Regions from separate parts of the Homo sapiens genome. Here region 2 is linked to region 1. The links are chromatin loops, found by intact Hi-C in ENCODE. Cell type or tissue: OCI-LY7. All regions are shown on one strand. Links, peaks and the distances in the headings refer to the core of each region. The heading gives the core; the rest is flanking DNA.

Region 1 (2,912 bases), core at 90-2,589:
GGGCTCCTGCCAGAGTCACCTCGTGTTCAGGTCAACAATGGCAGCGTTTATGGTTCCCAAAAGGTGAGAACAGTTACCGGCTCTGAGGCAAACAGGGATCCAGGAATTGCTCATAACCACTCAATTCTGGAAGTTATCTCAAAAGAGAGAAAAGTGTGTCCATGTATGTAAGAAAAGGCAAAAAATGGATATGAAACACAAACACCTGACAAATGAGTACTTACATGTGCTATGGGTTGGGGTTCAAGGGTAAACAACAAAACAGCCCCTGGCCTCGCTAAGCTTGCAGTCTAATGGGAGAGGTGAACATGAATTAAATAATTATCAAACAAAATTCTGCATTACAGCTGGGATGGAGGCTATGAAGAAAAAGTGTGGGTGATGAGGAGAGGCGGCTGGAGACGCAGGGCAGCTGATGATACAGGGCCTTGTAGGCCAGTTTAAGGATCCTGGACTTCATCCTAGAAGCAATGGGAAGCCTTTAAATGATTACAGGCAGAAAGCGTGGGGTGGAGCTGGGAATGCTAAAGATCACTCTCTGAAGTGGAAAAGAGATTGAAGGAGGGAGGGGGCCAGGAATGGGTACAGGGAGGCCAGGTGAGGAGCTGGGGGACTGTAACATCATGATGTTACAGGCAGGTGCAGTGGCTCACGCCTGTAATCCCAGCACTTTGGGAGGCCTGGGTGGGTGGATCACTTGAGGTCAGGAGTTCAAGACCAGCCTGGCCAGTATGAAACCCTGTCTCAACTAAAAAAAAAAAAAATCAGCCAGGCATGGCAGGCACCTGTAGCCCCAGCTACTTGGGAGGCTGAGGCAGGAGAATCGCTTGAATCCAGGAGGCAGAGGTCACAGTCAGTTAAGATCGTGCCACTGCACTCACACCTGGCAACAGAGCGAGACTCCATCTCAAAGAAAAAAAAAAGAGAGAGAGACTAACATCATGATGAAAAACATGATGCTATATAAAAAATATCCCTTGGCAGAGTTGGGGCCCTAAAGCCAAACTGTCTGGAACCTGGGCACAGTCCTGTGTGATATTTCCATCTGTCCGCCCGTCCATCCATCCACCCACATTTATTAGTGGAGTGAAATGCCGTGGTATAAACATCTCTGGGACCATCACCCAGAGAGGACACCATTAGCATCTATTATGGTATAAATATACATACGTCATAGCTTTCAGAAGGTCTAAGAGGAAAAATCATTTCAGTGTAAATTAAATGTTCCTTGTCTTCACCTGAAAAAAAAAGTATTATTTTGAGAACAAAAACATGAAAACTGGCTACAGGTTGAAAAAACCGCACAGCAGCTATCCGTGCCTCCTTTAGAAAGGGGATCACAGGCATTGACTTCCACTCAGAGGAGGTGCACAGACGTCCCCAGTGTGCCCAGAAACCACCTGAAGAGGAGAAGCAGCTCTGAGACGAGAGTCGTATGAAGATGTACAAAAATAAACATTTTCAAGGGTTTTCAAATACATGAGCAAACAGATGGGGTTTCAGTTCATTTTTAGAAACAGAAGCAGACTTTGAAGTGAAAGGGGAAGTAGGTTCCCCCTCAGGGATCCACGATCTCCCTCCACTTAGGAAAGAGGAGATGGCCAGAACTGTGAGCTTAAGAGCACCCCAATCTTTTTTTTTTTTTGGAAACAGGGCGTTGTTCTGTCGTCCAAGCTGGAATGCAGAGGTGTGATCACAGCTCACTGCAATCTCGAACTCCTGGCCTCAGGCCATCCTTCTGCCTCAGCCTCCTGAGGAGCTTGGCACCACAGGCACGTACCATCATGCCTAGCTAATTTACTTTTTTTTTTTTTTTTTTTTTTTTTTGGAGACAGAGTTTCGCTTTGTCTCCCAGGCTGGAGTGCAGTGCCGCGATCTGGGCTCAATGCAACATCCGTCTCCCGGGTCCAAGGAATTCTCATGCCTCAGCCTCTTGAGTAGCTGGGATTACAGGTGCCTGCTACCACGCCCGGCTAATTTTTTGTATTTTTAGTAGAGACAGGGTTCACCATGTTGCCAGGCTGATCTCAAACTCCTAAGCTCAGGCAATCCACCCGCCTCAGCCTCCCAAAATGCTGGGATTACAGGCATGAGCCACCATACCCGGCCCTGACTAATTTACTTTTCATTGAGATGGGGTCTTACGGTGTTGCCAGGGCTGGTCTCAAACTCCTGGGCTCAAGCAATCCTCCCATCTCAGCCTCCCAAAGTGCTGGGGTTCCCGGCCTGAGTCATCATGCCCAACCAATCTTTTAAGTGCTGGGATCTTGAAGAGTGTCCCTCACTGGCTCTCACTAGCCCACCCTCGGTCTGTGGGTTGTCCAGGCCTCAAAAAAGCCCCCTTGACCACCAGTCCCAGACTAGGTAACACCCCGGTTGTATGCACTTCCAGCATCCTATAGTTCTCCTGCCTGTCACTCACTGCCGCTGTGGCTCTGTCACTATTTGAGGATTTCCTGAATACCCATCTCTCTGCTACACTCTAAGCTCTGAAGGGGCAGGGGCCTCTTCTTGTCAGCAAAGTCTATCTTAGGACTCTAGAAATAGAAAGCAGGAGATGGAGACATGTGCTGACTTCCCGAATAACCCAATTCATTCAAAGTAATTATGTTTATAAAATACAGAGAGAAGAAACAAATGAACATTGGCTATACGTTAGGCACCACACTCTTCAGGTACAAAGGATCAGGAGTCCTTTCCGTCCTGTAGCTTTAGGGAACTGGTGGGGGGCTCTTAAAACCATGGGGTCTGGACTCATTTTGGGCTATTTTTATTCGCCTTGTCAGTCACTTGAGTTTAATCAATTCAATGTGGTCATAATCACTGAGAAGTCAATGACTTGGATCTAGGATTTTAGGACTTGGTGTTTCTGGCATTTCATAGGAAATAAATAAATCAAAGCCTACAGTAAG
Region 2 (2,912 bases), core at 263-2,762, 260 kb before region 1:
GATAAGGTACAAGGTCTCATATCCCTTAGTACTACTCCACAATGTTCCCAAGAGCAAGGTTCTGTCTCTAGCCCCAGGGACAGTGCTTGACACAGAGTAGATGCAGCATCCACCAGTTAGAAATGTCCAGAATTACTGATTTCTGGAACCATAAAATGTATGGGAAAGAAACTGGTCCATCTTCAAGAGCAACCAGATTTGTCACACACGTGAGTTTTACACAACTGCTAGAGGAAGAAAGGGAGGTTCTCGTGGCTCTAAAATGGCCTCTCCCCTGAAGGCCTCCAACCAGCCTCATAAAGATGTTGGCTCAGACACCTTCCTCTGGGCTGTCAAAAAAGTGCAGGTGAAGGGTGGACTCCTCATGGGCCTGATGTTTAGACTTCAAAGTATTCAGAGGAGGGCCTGAGGTTCTTACTCTGGAATCAGGAAGGTGACACATCTTACAGGTGTGTCTGGCAAGTGAGTAGTCTTTAGACTGCATAAGTCAAGGCAATTTTAAGAGGCCAGAGAACCACATAAAGGGACTTGTAGGATTTGAAAAGCCTAGGACTGACGGAAGTGGAGGAGAAGGGAGGGTCTTTCCAAGGAGCACAAGCATGGGCTGAGATGCATTAATGAGCATGGTGGATGAATGGAGAGGAGTCAGAAAAGGGGGTGTCATAGGGAAGGGTGTGTGGGAAGGGACAGGGTATGAGACAGAAGCATCAACTCACACAGGAGGTCTGGGTCCTGCACTAACAAGCTTTGAACACACTCCCTTTTGCTTTTGTTTCCCCATCAACAAACACAATCTTAAACATCTCTCCCAGTTTGAATACCCTATTATTCCATTAACCCAGAGGTCACAAACTTTTTATGTAAAGGACCAGAGGGCATACATTTAGGCTTTGAGGCCCATGCAGTCTCTTTTGCAGGGACTCAACTCTGCCGTGGTAGCAAAGGAACAGCTGTGGACAACACACGAATGAATGAATGTAGTTGTGTTAATAAAAATCTATTTATAGGCACCAGATTTTGGATTTCACCAAATTTTCATGTCTCGCAAATATCCTTCTTTTTTTCAACCACTTAAAAATCCTGAAACCACTCTTTTTTTTTTTTTTGAGACAGAGCCTTACTCTGTCGCCCAGGCTGGAGTGCAGTGGCGTGATCTCGGCTCACTGCAAGCTCCGCCTCCCGGGTTCATGCCATTCTCCTGCCTCAGCCTCCAGCTGGGACTACAGGTGCCTGCCATCATGCCTGGCTAATTTTTTTTTTTTTTGTATTTTTAGTAGAGACGGGGTTTCACCGTGTTAGCCAGGATGGTCTCGATCTCCTGACCTTGCGATCTGCCTGCCTCGGCCTCCCAAAGTGCTGGGATTATAGGCGTGAGCCACCGCACCCAGCCTTGAAACCATTCTTAGCTCATAGACTGTATATACAAAAGCAGGTGGTTGGGTGTGGGTCACAGTTCACTGATCCCTTCGCTATTTAATATGGGTACTGGGGGTGATGAAGTCTATCCTTGCTGTCTTTACGACCACAGGAGACTGAATTTGTTTACTCATCAGTCAACAGGTTTCATCTTCTTGACCAGCATTTCTCAAACTTTAATGGGCTCAGGAATCACCTGGGGACCTTGTTAAAATAATATTCTGACTGGGTCAGAGGCTGGGCTGGGCTCTGAACCTCTGCATTATTAATCAGCTCCCATACTTGGAGGTGCAAGATCTAGAGCTCAAGCTGCTCGCCACTTCCTCTTTCAGGATACCCAGGGAGGTCAGAACCCTTGCGATTTACCGCTCCAGGGACAGGCAATCTTAATTCTCTGTAGGGCATGTTTTTTGGGGAAAACAACAAATAGCATTATGTTTGGTGTCACCCTTATTCTAGGTCCCTTAATTTTATTTTAGGGGGCTTTAATTTCCTCTTAGGTGCTTGAGATAGAGCCATGAAGACTTGTGCCAATGTTTAGCTGCCATGTTCATGCTAGTGCCAGTGGACATCGGCTCTGTCTTCCCTCCTTCCAGTTCCTGTAAATGAAGGGTGGCACCCTTGGTACCTGCTCATCCCCTGTGGGTACCAGGGCCTGGGGACATTTGCAAAGCTGCCTCTAACATTTAATAACAGGCTTGTGTGATATTAACTAATATTTCTTCAACCAGCAACATCCACCCACAAGGCCATCCCTGTAACTACAAGACACAGGGCTTTTATGCTGTTTCAGGAATTCATTAGACAGACAACTAGAATGCACAATCTTTTTTGGTTTCCCAACAAAATTATTTCCTCGAGACAAATTAAACTGAAAGCATGCTGCCAGCACTCTAATATAAATGCATGCACCCTCCCTTACAGACTCATGAGAAATTCTGTACAGTTGCTTTCAGAGGCTGTCTTGCTTCCTTTGGGTCTGCTCAGCTGAATGCCAGGTTAACCTCTGTTGGCAGTGATCTAATGAGTGTTTGAAAATGATTTCTACTACTAACCTGTCTCCTATATCAGTTTAAGACTTTGCTTCTAAGACAAAGCTGAAGGATAAGCCTTAAAATATCTCTTTCAACTGCTGTGCATTTTATAGATTTTTTTCCCCCTTAACATCACACAGTTAAGGAAGTAATTAAGTAAGCTATTTAGGGACAAAAAAGCAGAGAGCATATTGGGGCACATAGATTTTTTTGTTTTGTGTCTAAAAGGTCATCTGAAAGTACTCTGGTTTCCATAGTAACCGTGGCAGGGCTGATCAGATCAACAAATAGCTACAATTTATCTGAGGGTCTCTAGTGAACTGTGTTTTGTGGTTTTATTTTTCCCCCAACTGGAAGAGAGCATTCTGAACTAGATAAAGTCTTCAAAGACAGTGGAGGCTTTGGGAAAATCTAATTCTGATAAAAGAGAAAAATGCTTGCTTGCTCTTTCCACATATAACC

What was found. Peaks named below come from ENCODE experiments on the same cell type or tissue, not always from the same donor. Only the 100,000 strongest peaks of a DNase experiment are listed, where the experiment ranks them.
Region 2: a loop joins it to region 1, with 2.2 times the contacts of the local background. A loop is called at or near these places in 1 of 110 quality-filtered maps.

What each region holds. Positions count from the first base shown.
Region 1 is chr17:66,440,078-66,442,989 of GRCh38, reverse strand. The region is part of intron 2 of PRKCA (protein kinase C alpha); the gene reads right to left. Among named protein-coding and RNA genes, the nearest start is that of PRKCA-AS1, 25 kb to the right of the region's middle. RefSeq lists an enhancer at 1,326-1,525. In OCI-LY7, for the core only: no CTCF peak of the experiment used is centred there; DNase peaks (open chromatin) are centred at 829, 1,439 and 2,469; H3K4me3 peaks cover 2,444 bases; H3K27ac peaks cover 2,369 bases.
Region 2 is chr17:66,704,832-66,707,743 of GRCh38, reverse strand. The region is part of intron 8 of PRKCA (protein kinase C alpha); the gene reads right to left. Among named protein-coding and RNA genes, the nearest start is that of MIR634, 81 kb to the left of the region's middle. In OCI-LY7, for the core only: no CTCF peak of the experiment used is centred there; DNase peaks (open chromatin) are centred at 1,453, 1,713 and 2,363; H3K4me3 peaks cover 1,652 bases; H3K27ac peaks cover 2,469 bases.